Regions from separate parts of the Homo sapiens genome. Here regions 1 and 2 are each linked to region 3. A link is a loop called in an ENCODE intact Hi-C map of the cell type or tissue named here. Cell type or tissue: CD14-positive monocyte. All regions are shown on one strand. Links, peaks and the distances in the headings refer to the core of each region. The heading gives the core; the rest is flanking DNA.

Evidence for each region. A loop is a pair of places that touch in the nucleus more often than their neighbours do. Peaks named below come from ENCODE experiments on the same cell type or tissue, not always from the same donor. Only the 100,000 strongest peaks of a DNase experiment are listed, where the experiment ranks them.
Region 1: it touches region 3 in a loop (4-fold over the local background); 8 of 110 quality-filtered maps call a loop at or near these places.
Region 2: it touches region 3 in a loop (4-fold over the local background); 6 of 110 quality-filtered maps call a loop at or near these places.

Annotation. Positions count from the first base shown.
Region 1 is chr7:140,302,823-140,306,971 of GRCh38, forward strand. All of the region lies in intron 1 of LOC124901758 (a long non-coding RNA gene), which reads right to left. Among named protein-coding and RNA genes, the nearest start is that of SLC37A3, 94 kb to the right of the region's middle. In CD14-positive monocyte, for the core only: CTCF peaks have their summits at 1,991 and 2,197; DNase peaks (open chromatin) are centred at 1,579, 1,869 and 2,429; H3K4me3 peaks cover 355 bases; H3K27ac peaks cover 2,500 bases.
Region 2 is chr7:140,314,793-140,318,941 of GRCh38, forward strand. LOC124901758 (a long non-coding RNA gene) reads right to left here and starts at 2,450. Exons shown (of 2, transcript XR_007060560.1): 1 at 1,463-2,450. In CD14-positive monocyte, for the core only: no CTCF peak of the experiment used is centred there; DNase peaks (open chromatin) are centred at 1,509, 1,789 and 3,019; H3K4me3 peaks cover 2,500 bases; H3K27ac peaks cover 2,500 bases.
Region 3 is chr7:140,250,823-140,254,971 of GRCh38, forward strand. It overlaps LOC107986854 (a long non-coding RNA gene), which reads left to right. Exons shown (of 2, transcript XR_001745386.2): 2 at 2,734-3,387. Among named protein-coding and RNA genes, the nearest start is that of KDM7A-DT, 76 kb to the left of the region's middle. RefSeq lists enhancers at 1,962-2,011, 2,042-2,111. In CD14-positive monocyte, for the core only: no CTCF peak of the experiment used is centred there; DNase peaks (open chromatin) are centred at 1,049, 2,189 and 2,759; H3K4me3 peaks cover 1,023 bases; H3K27ac peaks cover 2,438 bases.

The DNA.
Region 1 (4,149 bases), core at 782-3,281, 52 kb after region 3:
GGCTCACTGCAACCTCCGCCTCCCAGGTTCAAGCAATCCTCCTGCCTCAGCCTCCCGAGTAGTTGGCATTACAGGCACCTGCCACCACACCTGACTAATTTTTGTATTTTTAGTAGAGACGGAGTTTCCCCATGTTGGCCAGGCTGGTCTCGAACTCCTGACCTCGAGTGATGTGCCTGCCTTGGCCTCCCAAAGTGCTGGGATTACAGGTGTGAGCCCCCACATCCAGCCCCCAAGAACATTTTGGAGCACTATCATTCCACAATCATGTGGCTACTTGTGTCAGCTGCAGAGCATCACTTTTGCTAAGTGTCTGGTTCCAGCTGAATCTTAAGAAAAGGTGATTCACTTTGCCTTTTTCCTTCCATAAGTTTTTCTGCCCTAACAGAAAGAATACTGTAAAAGTGCAACACCTCTTAATAGCGTCGCCCTCTGATCTCTTCAGGTGAAGGTCATTTCATTTAAAATAGCAAGGTCCTGAATCACGTCCATCAATTTTCATATAACCTCAATCTGGGTCCTTTTGTATTTGGCTGGCTTGTTTTCTAAATGCTGGAGCTATTCTAACCCTCAGAACGTGTCTGCAGGTCTGGTTATCATAACCAAATGGATGGGAGACGGGAGCATACCAATATATTTGGAACAATTCAACAATCCAATTTTCTCTACCCAGAGAAACAGCTCTGCAGCAGCCCCGAATGGCTACACATGCCAGGTTTGCCTAATTGGACATGGGTGTTAGCCCATCACCTGAGCAAAGGAGGGAAGCAGAACCCTCCCTGCCTGTCATGTTCAGAGCTCATTAGTTCCCACACAATCACATTAGGTTACAGATTTTCTGTGTGCCAGTTCCCCAGCGGTACCCTAGCAACAAGTTGAGCCAACAGTTTTCATTACAAACTGCCTTGGTCAGTATAAAGGAACCATCTTATATTTCTTCCAGAGAGCAAAACATGCTAGACTCTTAAGTGTTCTTAATAATTGGCTTCACTGCAGATGATAGAGGTGGTTTCAGAACTCATCCTCTTCCTAAAATATGTATTTCTCTGTTCTTAGTTCTCTAAAGAAATAGAGCTCCATGGCCTAGCGCAGTGCCTCACGCCTGTAATCTCAGCACTTTGGGAGGCCGACGTGGGTGGATCACCTGAGGTCAGGAGTTCGAGACCAGCCTGACCAATATGGTGAAACCCCGCCTCTACTAAAATTACAAAAAATTAGCTGAGCGTGGTGGCATGCGCCTGTAGTCCCAGCTACTCAGGAGGCTGAGACAGGAGAATCTCTTGAACTCGGGAGGCGGGGAGGTTGCAGTGAGCTGAGATTGCGCCACTGCACTCTAGCCTGGGCGACAGAGCAAGAGTGCATCTCAAAAAAAAAAAAAAAAAAAAAGGAAAAAAGGAAAAAAGAAATAGAGCTCCATGATCAACCTTTGTGACTCCAAGTGTGGCCCACGAACCAACCACCGCAGCATCATTTGGAGATTGCTAGAAATGAAAACATCTCAGCCCCACTCCAGACCATCTGGGCTAGAATCTGCACTTTAACCAGATCTTCAGGTGACTCACACATGCAAATTCAAAAAGTACTCCAGAGAAATCACCCAAAGCCCCACTAGTAGACAGTATCTGCCTTACATCTGTGACCTTCTAGCAAGTAATTCATGATCACTAAATGTGAGCCTCTTTCCTTCTCCCTGTTAAAACCCAGGGCACCACCAGAGAAGCTTAGAGGGAGGAAGGGAAGGAGAAACAGGCCCAGAAGATGAAGAACTTGGAGAGAGAAGGAGTAATGAAGATGGAGGAGTGAAAAATGAAAGGGCTTGGGGTGGCCTTCAGAGCCTCCCCATAAGGGGTTTTAGGCCTTCAGGGTGTTCTCCGTAGTCACACACTGCCTCCTAGAGTTACTTGGTTAATAGTCTCTAAATAGGACTCACTTTTTAACTTTGATGACTTTTGAAAAGAAATGCATGTCTCAGGTTTTATGTGCATGTTATAATTTTTCTTTTTGAGACAGGGTGTCACTCTGTTGCCCAAGCTGGAGTGCAGTGGCACTATCTCAGCTCATGGCAACCTCTGCCCCCCAGGCTCAAGCCATCCTCCCACCTCAGCCTCCCAAGTAGCTGGGACTACAGGCGTATGCCACTACACCTGGCTAATTTTTGTGTTTTTGTAGAGCCAGAATTTTGCCATGTCACCTAGGCTGGTCTTGAACTCCTGGGCTCAAGTGATCTGCCCACTTCGCCCTCCCAAAGTGCTGAGATTACAGGTATGAGCCACCATGCCCAGCCATATTTTTTTCTAATACACATTAAAATAGATTCGTGGCTATTAACATTTTGTGAAGTGTTGTTTGTAACCACTGCAGACGATCCCTGGGGACACCTGATCTGGAAGAATGATAGTCCAAGTGGTGCAGGAAGTCCCCTGAGAGCTGGCACAAAATCTACAGGGCTGGTTCTATATCCTCTTTTGTGTGTGTGTGTGTGTGTGTGTGTGTGTGTGTGTGTGTGTGTGTGTGACGGAGTCTCGCTCTGTCACCAAGGCTGGAGTGCAATGGCGCAATCTCAGCTCACCGCAACCTCCGCCTCCCGGATTCAAGCAATCTTCCTGCCTCAGCCTCCCAAGTAGCTGGGATTACAGCCATCCACCACTATGCCCAGCTAATTTTTGTATTTTTAGTAGAGACAGGGTCTCACCATGTTGGCCAGGCTGGTCTTGAACTCCTGATCTCAGGTGATCCCACCTGTCTTGGCCTCCCAAAGTGCTGGGATTACAAGCATGAGCCACCATGCCCGGCTTTTTTTCTTTTTTCTTTTTGAGACAGAGTCTTGCTCTGTCACCCAGGCTGGAGTGCAGTGACATGATCACAGCTCACTGCAGCCTGGACCTCCTATCCTCCCTCCCGAGTAGCTAGGACCACAGGTATGCACCACCATGCCTGGTCAATTATTTTTTTATTTTTTTTATTTTTTTAGTAGAGATAGAGTCTCATTATGTTGGCCAGGCTGGTCTCGAACTCCTGGGCTCAAGTGATCCTCCCACCTTGGTCTCCCAAAGTGTTGAGACTACAGGCATGAGCCACTGAACTGGGCTGAGGTTCGTACTATTTTCTCATGTGTCTAAACTGCATTGCAGGACACAAGGGTGTGGTATAATAGTTGTTATTCAGCCAAGTTAAAGCAGCAGTCCACTGCAGATCAGGAGGACCACTCACATAGAACCTGCTTAAGGGTAGTGGCAAGAACTTGGAATAATGATTGCAGATTAGGCCAAGCACAGTGGCTTATACCTGTAATCCTGGCACTTTGGGAGGCTGAGGCAGGCAGACCACTTGAGGTCAGGAGTTTGAGATCAGCCTGGCCAACATGGTGAAACCCCGTCTCTACTAAAAATGCAAAAATTAGTCGGGCATGGTGGCAGGTGCCTGTAGTCCCAGCCACTCAGGGGGCTGAGGCAGGAGAATTGGTTGAACCCACAAAGCAGAGGCTGCAGTGGGCCGAGATGATGCCACTGCACTCCAGCCTGGGTGACAGAGTGAGACTCCATCTCAACAACAAAAAAAAGATTGTAGATTAACAAGCAAATGTTTGCTTAATACTGTAAGTTAACATAAGGCACATGGGTTAGGTTGGCTAGAGTCCTGACTACAGCAGCCATCCAAGACCATCATCTGGGTTCAGAGCATGGATCTAAAAGAAGCAAGAAGCCCTCATCTGGATGTCGGTTGGCCTGAAGGAGCCTGGGGGCCTCTGATCTCCTGCAAGTCACGGCCACGCTTTCCTTCACTTAGCAGCTGGCCTCCACAGAGATGTCAGCAATTCGTAGGAACGGTTGTTCCCTTTATCCTTTGAGAAAAGGGACATGCAAAATAAGCCAAACATTTTCTAGTGTGAACAGACTGAGGTGCTACTTTTAAAAAGAAACAGGGAGCAACCGAAAAGTCCAATGGAAAACAGAAAATAACCAAGAGGTCAGAAACTAACACCAGAGAAGAAAGTAGCAATGATTTAAATGTGCGCATTAACAGTTCACAGGAATGGAACAGAGTTTCCATACGCTGAAAGGTGAGTCTCTTTTCCATCTCCACCGAGAGCACAACTTCAAAGGAACAGACTCAAATTGTCGGAAGGGCTAAAAAGAACAACTTTGACTT
Region 2 (4,149 bases), core at 562-3,061, 64 kb after region 3:
CTTCTCAATGGGGCGAAGTCTCTGTCCTATCCAGTTCATGGGATGGCTCTGATGAGAAAAATGAAAGCGATTTCCAAACATTTCACATCTAAGTGCCCCGAATTGTCCCAGGGCTGTGAATTTTACCTATCCTCTGTGCTTTACAACGTTACATAACATGTTTGAAATAAGTGGGTCGTCCACCGGGGTTTGGAATTCACTGTGATCTGGAGACCTGGTCGTATTTATTGTAAGTTTTGACTCCTGAACAAAAAGTGAAACATTATTCGCACTCAAGCTCCTCCTGTGTTCTATCCTTACGCAGGACATCATCCACACAGCACCCCATTCTTCATCTTGCATTGCTCTTTTTGGAAATAAGTATATTTGGATGTTTTGTTACTAAAGCTGCATTCTCCCCGCAGCATGCGTGCTCTGCAGCAACAGGGAAGGGAAAACAGGAACGCTCTGAAGCAGTACATTCCTGCACACCCACACAGAGCCATGGCTTCCTAGACAAGTCCCCGAACCTAGATGTCTGCAGTGTCCTGGCACGCTGCTGGTAAGTGACAGACACAGGCAGGGCTGCAAGGCTAGGAGCTCCCTCTGTGAGGGAGGAACAAGGACACTTCACAGCTTTCACTTGAGTGGATCCAAGAGAATGTTTTGTGAAAGTGGCAAAAGAGGTAAAACGGCTTTTTCGCTGCAGAAGTAAAGTGGGACACCCAGCGAGAGCCTTGCTGAGGGAAACCATGCAGCCTGTGGCCTGGCTCTGGCTGACCAGATGAAGAATGATCCCTTTCTAAGCCTATTATGGCACTAGGATGGTTTTTCAACCCATGATTGTGTTGCGGGTCAAAGCAGGGTAGCTGTGATGAGCCCCAGGCCTGGACCCACACTAGGGAGTTCAGTGTTGAGGGCAGCGGGCCACCCCCTCCCATCATGGCCAGCAATCGGTTGTGGACCAGCCAAGAGGCACGGGGGCACCTGGCCGAAAAATTATCCCCAGAGGCAAACATTTAACAGCTGTGATGTCTTAAATAAATATCATTCTTGCTGAGCAAGGGAAGAAAGAAAAGAATAAACAGAAAAGAGTGGGAGAAAGAAAGAGAACAGAATGCAGATTAGATTTAAGAGGGGCAGATACGATGATGAGGGGTGGTGTCTAGATCAGTGCAGGAGCACTGAGTAGCTCGCTGGGGCTAAGCGGGCCCCACCATCAGACCCGTCCCTAGAGCTGGCAGTGAAGATTCCCCTCTTCTCTAAACGTGCCTAGGGCTTAACGCAGAGGGGAGCCGGGAGTCCTTCAAGAAGCCACGAAGGCTTCACCCTGGCACAGACCCAGAGCAGGCACCCTTTCCTCACTGGCAGCATCCCCTGCAACATCGGCCTCCCCTCTGCTAGGCAGCCCATAGGGCCCAGGGAGGGCACAGAACCGAGCCATGGAGGAAGGGTGATGAGGAGAGGGAGCTGCCTGACTCACCCCGTCCTCAGTCACTTGGATCACGGGTGGGCAGGCCTGCAGATGATGAATCACTGAGAGCTGTGAACGCTATTCTGAGCTCTGCCAAGAACACGAGTGCTCTTGTTGGCACCCTGGCACCCTTCACAGTTTCTCTCCTTCCTTGTCTGGCTGCCAGGAGACATGCATTGTAGGAACTGGGTATCTGAGAGGTTTTTTTTTTAGCCCAACACAGAAACCATCTAACTCTTTCTATTCTTCCTGCTTCTTAACCAGTTCTTGGAAGTCACTGATTGGAAACCGGAACTGAAAGCCACCTCCTTCCCAGCCTAGCTGAGACAGCCTTGCTGAGAAGCCATTCCAGGGCAGGGCAGACCTTATGGAATTTACCAAATGAATCACCTGGCTACGTGTTTGGCTATGTGTCTGAAAGTACCCAGGAATTATGTCAGTTAAGTTCTAGATTCTATAAGGAAAAATCAGACCGGCACCTAGAGCTCTGTAACTGCACAACACATGAGTTAATTTCTCAATCTATCTGGTTCCCATACAGTCTATGAGAACTTTTATCCACTTTCATCTTTCATCCATAGAAAGAGTTAAATGCTGTACAGACTAAATCAAACCCACCACATGCTGCTGGGCTCAGCTACCAGGAATTTAAATAAGAACCTGCCTGTGTGACATTCTCACGCTCCTGTGTATTAAATTGCAAGGGGATCCACAGGGGAAAGTAAGCTGTCCTTCACCTTCTCACTGTCTTGTGTCACAAGCCCTTGGGAATGGGTATTTGGAAAAGCAAAGGTCATGCCTGTATGCTTCAGGAAGATGAGGAGAGTATACGTTCCATTCACAAACATATACTGAATATGAAGAAGGCATTTTGAGGGTTACAGAGATGGAAGCACCTCAAGGAGATTAAATCTAGTAGGAGAGATAAGAAGTGTACACAGATCATTTTAAATAACCACCAGCCAGGCGCGGTGGCTCACGCCTGTAATCCCAGCACTTTGGGAGGCCAAGGTAGGAGGAACACTTGAGGTCAGGAGTTCAAGACTAGCCTGACCAACATGGCGAAACCCCATCTCTACTAAAAATATGAAAATTAGCTGGGCGTGGTGGCGTGTGCCTGTAGTCCCAGCTACTGTGGAGGCTGAGGCAGGAGAATCACTTGAACCCGGGAGGTGGAGGTTGCAGTGAGCTGAGATCATGCTCCAGCCTGGGTGGTAGAGTGAGACTCTGTCTCAAAAAAATAAAATAAAATAAATAAGCACTGAGTCCTATGTGATATGAAAAAGAATTAACTGGTTTGGTGAAAGGCAGGATTCACAAACTGTGCCTTGAAGAATAAGCACAATTTCCACCAGGGAAGACAGAGATGATACCAAAGGTGCAGAGAACTGCCCCATTTTTCTACAAGGATGTGGGGAGATAAAATCAGAGCAGTACATGGGGTTTAGACATGCAGTGCCTTAAATGACAGGCTTAGGAGCTTGGGCTTGATCCAGTGGGTGTGGAGAACCCACAAGGTGACAGGGGTGATCCAATCAGAGCTTCCAGAAGCTTGGTCTGGCAGCTGTGGCAAGATGACTTGAAAGGAACGGAAACCAGAGATAGGGAACCAGCGTCGTAGTTCAGATGGGAACTAATAAAGGCCTGATGAGGGAAGTAACAATGAGATAGAAAAAGACACTTGTGTGTATAATGTTACGGAGATAATTAAACAGAGGCCAAATATTCACCAAATGTGAAGAAATGAAAGAAGAAGAGAAAGGCATCAAAATGATTCTGAAATACTCAAAACCACTAGAGGTGGATGTGTTTTTTCAACTGGAAAAAATGATTTGTAGCCAAATTGATGGAGAAGATTACAGTGCCATCAACAGGCATATGGACCTCAAGAGGAGAAAAAATCGGGGGATGGTTCTCCCTTGTGAGGGTGAGAGGCCATGGAGATGACCAGAACACGGTCGAAAATGCATACAAGCGTGATCAGGGCTGGAGAGAAGGATCCGGGAGTCACCCATGCAGCAGTCACAGTGGGAAGCATGGGACACAGCAAAGAAAAGCGTTCCAAAGGCAGAACTAACCAAACAAAGACCTACACTGACAGAATGGAGGAAACAGAAACAACATGGGGGAAAGCAAAAAAAACGAGCATTTATGGAGTCTCAACCGTATGCTTGTGGTAAGACATTTGCCTATGTTATCCGCAAAGTATTTCTTCCATTTTACAGATAAGAAAACCGAATCTAGTCTACTCCATCAAACAACCCAAATTCCAGAAATCCAAGAGTCATTCTCTGCAAATCCATCTCCCTCACCTCTCAGTCAATTGCAACACACCTTGTTAATACTACCTTCTAATCTTTCTTGACTCGATTCCCTTCTTCCAGCCTTACTTTAGAGCCTTCCTTTAGGTCCTCAGGTGTCCCCTGCTTAGTCAATAGCTTCCTCTCTCCAGGTCTCTCGCATCATGGTCTTACCCATTACCACTCCATCTCCTCTACCACCAAGGGTTCCAACACACAAATCAGTTCTCACAACACCTTCAGAAGCTAGCAAGGGCCTTGGTGAGGTGGCTCTCACTCTCTGGGATCACCTCAACCACTCACTTGCAGGCACCCCATACTCTGGCCTCACAGACCTATCTGTGGCTCACAGAATACAGCTACCTTCCCATCGCTGCACATGTTCCCTGTTTTTCA
Region 3 (4,149 bases), core at 984-3,483:
TGGCTCACGCCTGTAATCCCAGCATTTTGGGAGGCTGAGGCTGGTGGATCACCTAAGGTCAGGAGTTCGAGACCAGCAGGGCCGACTGGCAAAATCCTGTCTCTACTAAAAATATAAAAATTAGCTGGGCGTGGTGGCACATACTTGTAATTCCAGCTACTCGGGAGGCTGAGGGAGGAAAATCCCTTGAACCCGGGAGGCGGAGGTTGCAGTGAGCCAAGATTGTACCACTGCACTCCAGCCTGGGTGACAGAGGAAGACTCCATCTCAAAACAAAACAGAACAAAACAAAGCAAAACAAAGAAAGATTTGCATGTATGATGGAGTGATTTTAGAATGGGGTGATCAGACAGGGGCCAGTCATTCTTGGGGGAATCCCCTATGATACATTTCCATGTCTCTTCTTTTGGTGGTCAGTTTCCTATGGGAGTTCTCTGAACTCCCTCCCCATAGTTATAAATGTGTCTGCCAGTGTCTAGGAGTCAAATATGAGGACAGCACGGGTTGGTACATTGACTTTCATTTCATCCCCCTTCTTTGATACTCATCTTCCACCTTCAGTTGTTCCTAAGTCCAAAGTTCCTCTAACTCAAACTCCCCATACAATAAGTGGTCCGTCTCTGATGAAGGCTGAGAGAAAGTAGTAGCTTGTTGCATAGGCTAAGGGAAGAACTGCAGGGATTAACTCTCATTTTTTTTTGAGATGGAGTCTCGCTCTGTGGCCCAGGCTGGAGTGCAGTGGCACCGTCTTAGCTTACTGCAACCTCTGCCTCCCAGGTTCAAATGATTCTCCTGCCTCAGCCTCCTGAGTAGCTGGGAATACAGGCATGCACCACCATGCCTGGCTAATTTTTGTATTTTTAGTAGAGAGGGGGTTTCACCATGTTGGCAAGGCTGGTCTCAAACTCCTGACCTCAAGTGATCTGCCCGCCTTGGCCTCCCAAAGTGCTGGGATTACAGGCGTGGGCCACCGTGCCCAGCCTTAACTATTGCTTAAGAAAACTTTTTATTTTTATTTTTTTCTTGCCCTGTTGCCTAGGCTGGAGTGCAGTGGACCGAGCATGACTCACTGCAGCCTCAACCTCCTGGGCTCAAGTGATCCTCCTGCCTCAGCCTACTGAGTAGCTGGGACCACAGGTGTGCATCACCAGCCCCTGGCTAATTTTTGTGTTTTTTGTAGAGATGGGGTCTTACTATGTTGCCCAGGTTGGAAGAAAACTTTTAATCAGTGCTCTAGTTTTCAGCCGCAGCCATGCCTTTTCAGAAGTATCTGGTACCTCCAATTCCTAAGCCTTTGGGGTGTTTCAGAGGCATGGATTGGCTTGTTTTCTTGGCTTCCCCATTTTGAGACCCTTTACTCTGGTGTGTGAGGTTCATTATCTCTCAAATTTCCAGCTTAAAAATCTTTTTGATCCTTCTCTTTGCTCTTACCTCTCTTATGGACTTATGCTTTTCAAAAAAAGTCTCTTGCCTCACATTTTAGTGGGGTTTTGGGAGGAGGCCCAGGAGTATGCACATGTTCAACCGGCTATGTTTAATGGGAAGTCCTCCGAGCCCACAGAGTTTTCAACTCTCGTTTTATTGAACTAGGCCTCCTCATATAAACCTATGTCCAGTTTTAAAATGGAAGTCAAGTAAAAATGTGATTTGATTCACATAGTTTTAAGAACAGCTTTTATTTATTTATGTATTTATTTTTTGAGATGGAGTCTGGCTCTTTCACTCAGGCTGGAGTGCAGTGGTGTGATCTCGGCTCACTGCAACCTCTGCCTCCTGGGTTCAAGCGATTCTCTTGCCTCAGCCTCCTGAGTAGCTGGGACATCAGGCGTGCACCATCATGCACAGCTAATTTTTGTATTTTTAGTAGAGACGGGGTTTCACCATGTTGGCCAGGCTGGTCTCGAACTCCTGACCTTGTGATCCACCTGCCTTGGCCTCCCAAAGTGCTGTGATTACAGGTGTGAGCCACCACGCCTGGCCTAAGAACAGCTTTTAGAGATGCTTTTGGCCTATGTGGCTAGATATGAATTCTCACTCTGAGTATAATTGTCTGACTGTCATGTGTTGACTGTGTACACACAGCTCAAACCCAGAGTCCAGCCTTGTCTCTTCTGATGAAATACCAGTGCCCACAAACAGAAGGTTCCCCTTCTCTCACCCATGAATAAACAGGAAGGTCTCTTGGAGCTGTGGTCTTGGGGCTGTAGCCCTGCCCCTAATTTCCTCAGACCCTTTACTGAGAACTGAGTCATTGCAACATCATGCTCAGCCAGCTGTCTCAGCACAAGAAAAAGCTTTGCTGTGGTATGAGGTTTTGTGGGCTGCAGACTACATCTAGGTCAGCAAATTAAACTCCATAGTGTGGTTACCAATTCCAGCTTCATCTAGCTTAAGGGCTGTCTGATTTCACCCTCTGGGCATTGGCTCTTCTGGTGTTTGGGATATAAGGCCCCTCTGTGGGTGTTTAAGGCACAATATTTCAGGCCTAAACCACCGAATGACACATGCCTAAACCCAGAATCCTGTATTCTCCACCAGGACTCCAGGGTATGTGAGGGTAACAATAGTCCAACCCTGCAGATAATGAGATTTGTGTGTGTGTTAGAACAAAGGGGAAAGGTGGGGATGTATTTCTTTGATGCTCAGTTTCATCTACCACTTGTATTTCTCTCCTGCCCTTCTTTGACCCTAACATGATCCAAACCCTTCTTTCTTGCTTCTCTTTTATGGAAGTTTTGAAGAATGGATGGTTACATAACAGATGGCCAGCTGGTCTACCTAGAAGGGCCTTACAAAGGACAGTGCCTCCGTGGGGAAGGCTCACCCTGGATCAGACGCCGGATTGCAGATTTACCATGAATGAAGCCCTTGGAGACTGAATCATGTTAAAAATTCAAAAACAACTCAGTAAATATTTATTTGAAGTCCTGCTGTTCTTCAAGGCCCTGGAATGCAGATATGAGAAGAGTCACTGCTGCCCAAGAGCTGACTGACTGTGGAGGAAGACCATGCTAGCAGGTGGCTACGTTTTCTACCACCTAGCACCTGCTCCCCCTTCTCCTGGTAATGGTATCTGCAAATAATCTCCTCAGTCTGTGTGCTTTCAGTGGAACTGAATCTACCCCTGGTTCAAGAGCTCAGGTACAGCCTCTGGCCTGGCTGCAGTGATTAGTTTAGAGATGGACTTGTAACCTCATCAAAGCCCGATATTGTTCAGGGTAACATACTAGATATATTTTGCTAGGATTGCCAATAATCATTTATTTAAGCTCCTTAGATGAGGTTTCCTGTCATTTGCAACTGAAAAAGCTCTGTGTAGCAGGTTGAATAGTGTTCACCCCCTGCCCAAAAAATACACTCACATCCACCCAGAACTTTGGAACTTTAGAATATGATCTTATTTATTTATTTATTTATTTGAGACAGAGACTCACTCTGTCGCCAGGCTAGAGTGCAGTGGCATGATCTCAGCTCACTGCAACCTCAGCCTCCCAAGAAGCTGGGACTACAGGTATGTGCCACCACGCCCAGCTAATTTTTGTATTTTTAGTAGAGACGGGGTTTCACCATGTTGGCCAGGATGGTCTATCTCTTGACCTCATGATCTGCCCACCTCAACCTCCCAAAGTGCTGGGATTACAGGTGTGAGCGACGGTGCCTGGCCTGATCTTATTTTTAAAAGAGCCTTTACAGATGTAATTAGTTAAGGATCTTGAGATGCAATCATTATGGATGTAAATTTAGGTGGGCCCTAAATCTAACAATTGGTGTCCTTATATGATGAGGAGATATCACAGACGCAAAGACACAGGGCATATGACCATGTGAAGAGGAAGGCAGAGGGTAGGGCGATGCTGCCGTAAGACAAGGATGCCTGGGCCACCAGAGGCTAGGAAGGGGCAAGGAAGGCCCTCCCCCTTAGAGCCTTCAGGGGGAGCATAGCTCTCCTGACACTTTGATTTCCAACTTCTAGCCTCCAGAATGGTGAGAGAGAATTTTCCACTGTTTTTAAGCCAACCAGCTTGTGACACTTGGTTAATGGCAGCCCTAGGAAACAAGTGCACTCTAACATGTGAAATCACTCAACAGATATTTATTGGTTCCTAATAATGTGTCTGAAAAGGACTTAGTATAAAATCCAAAGAAGAG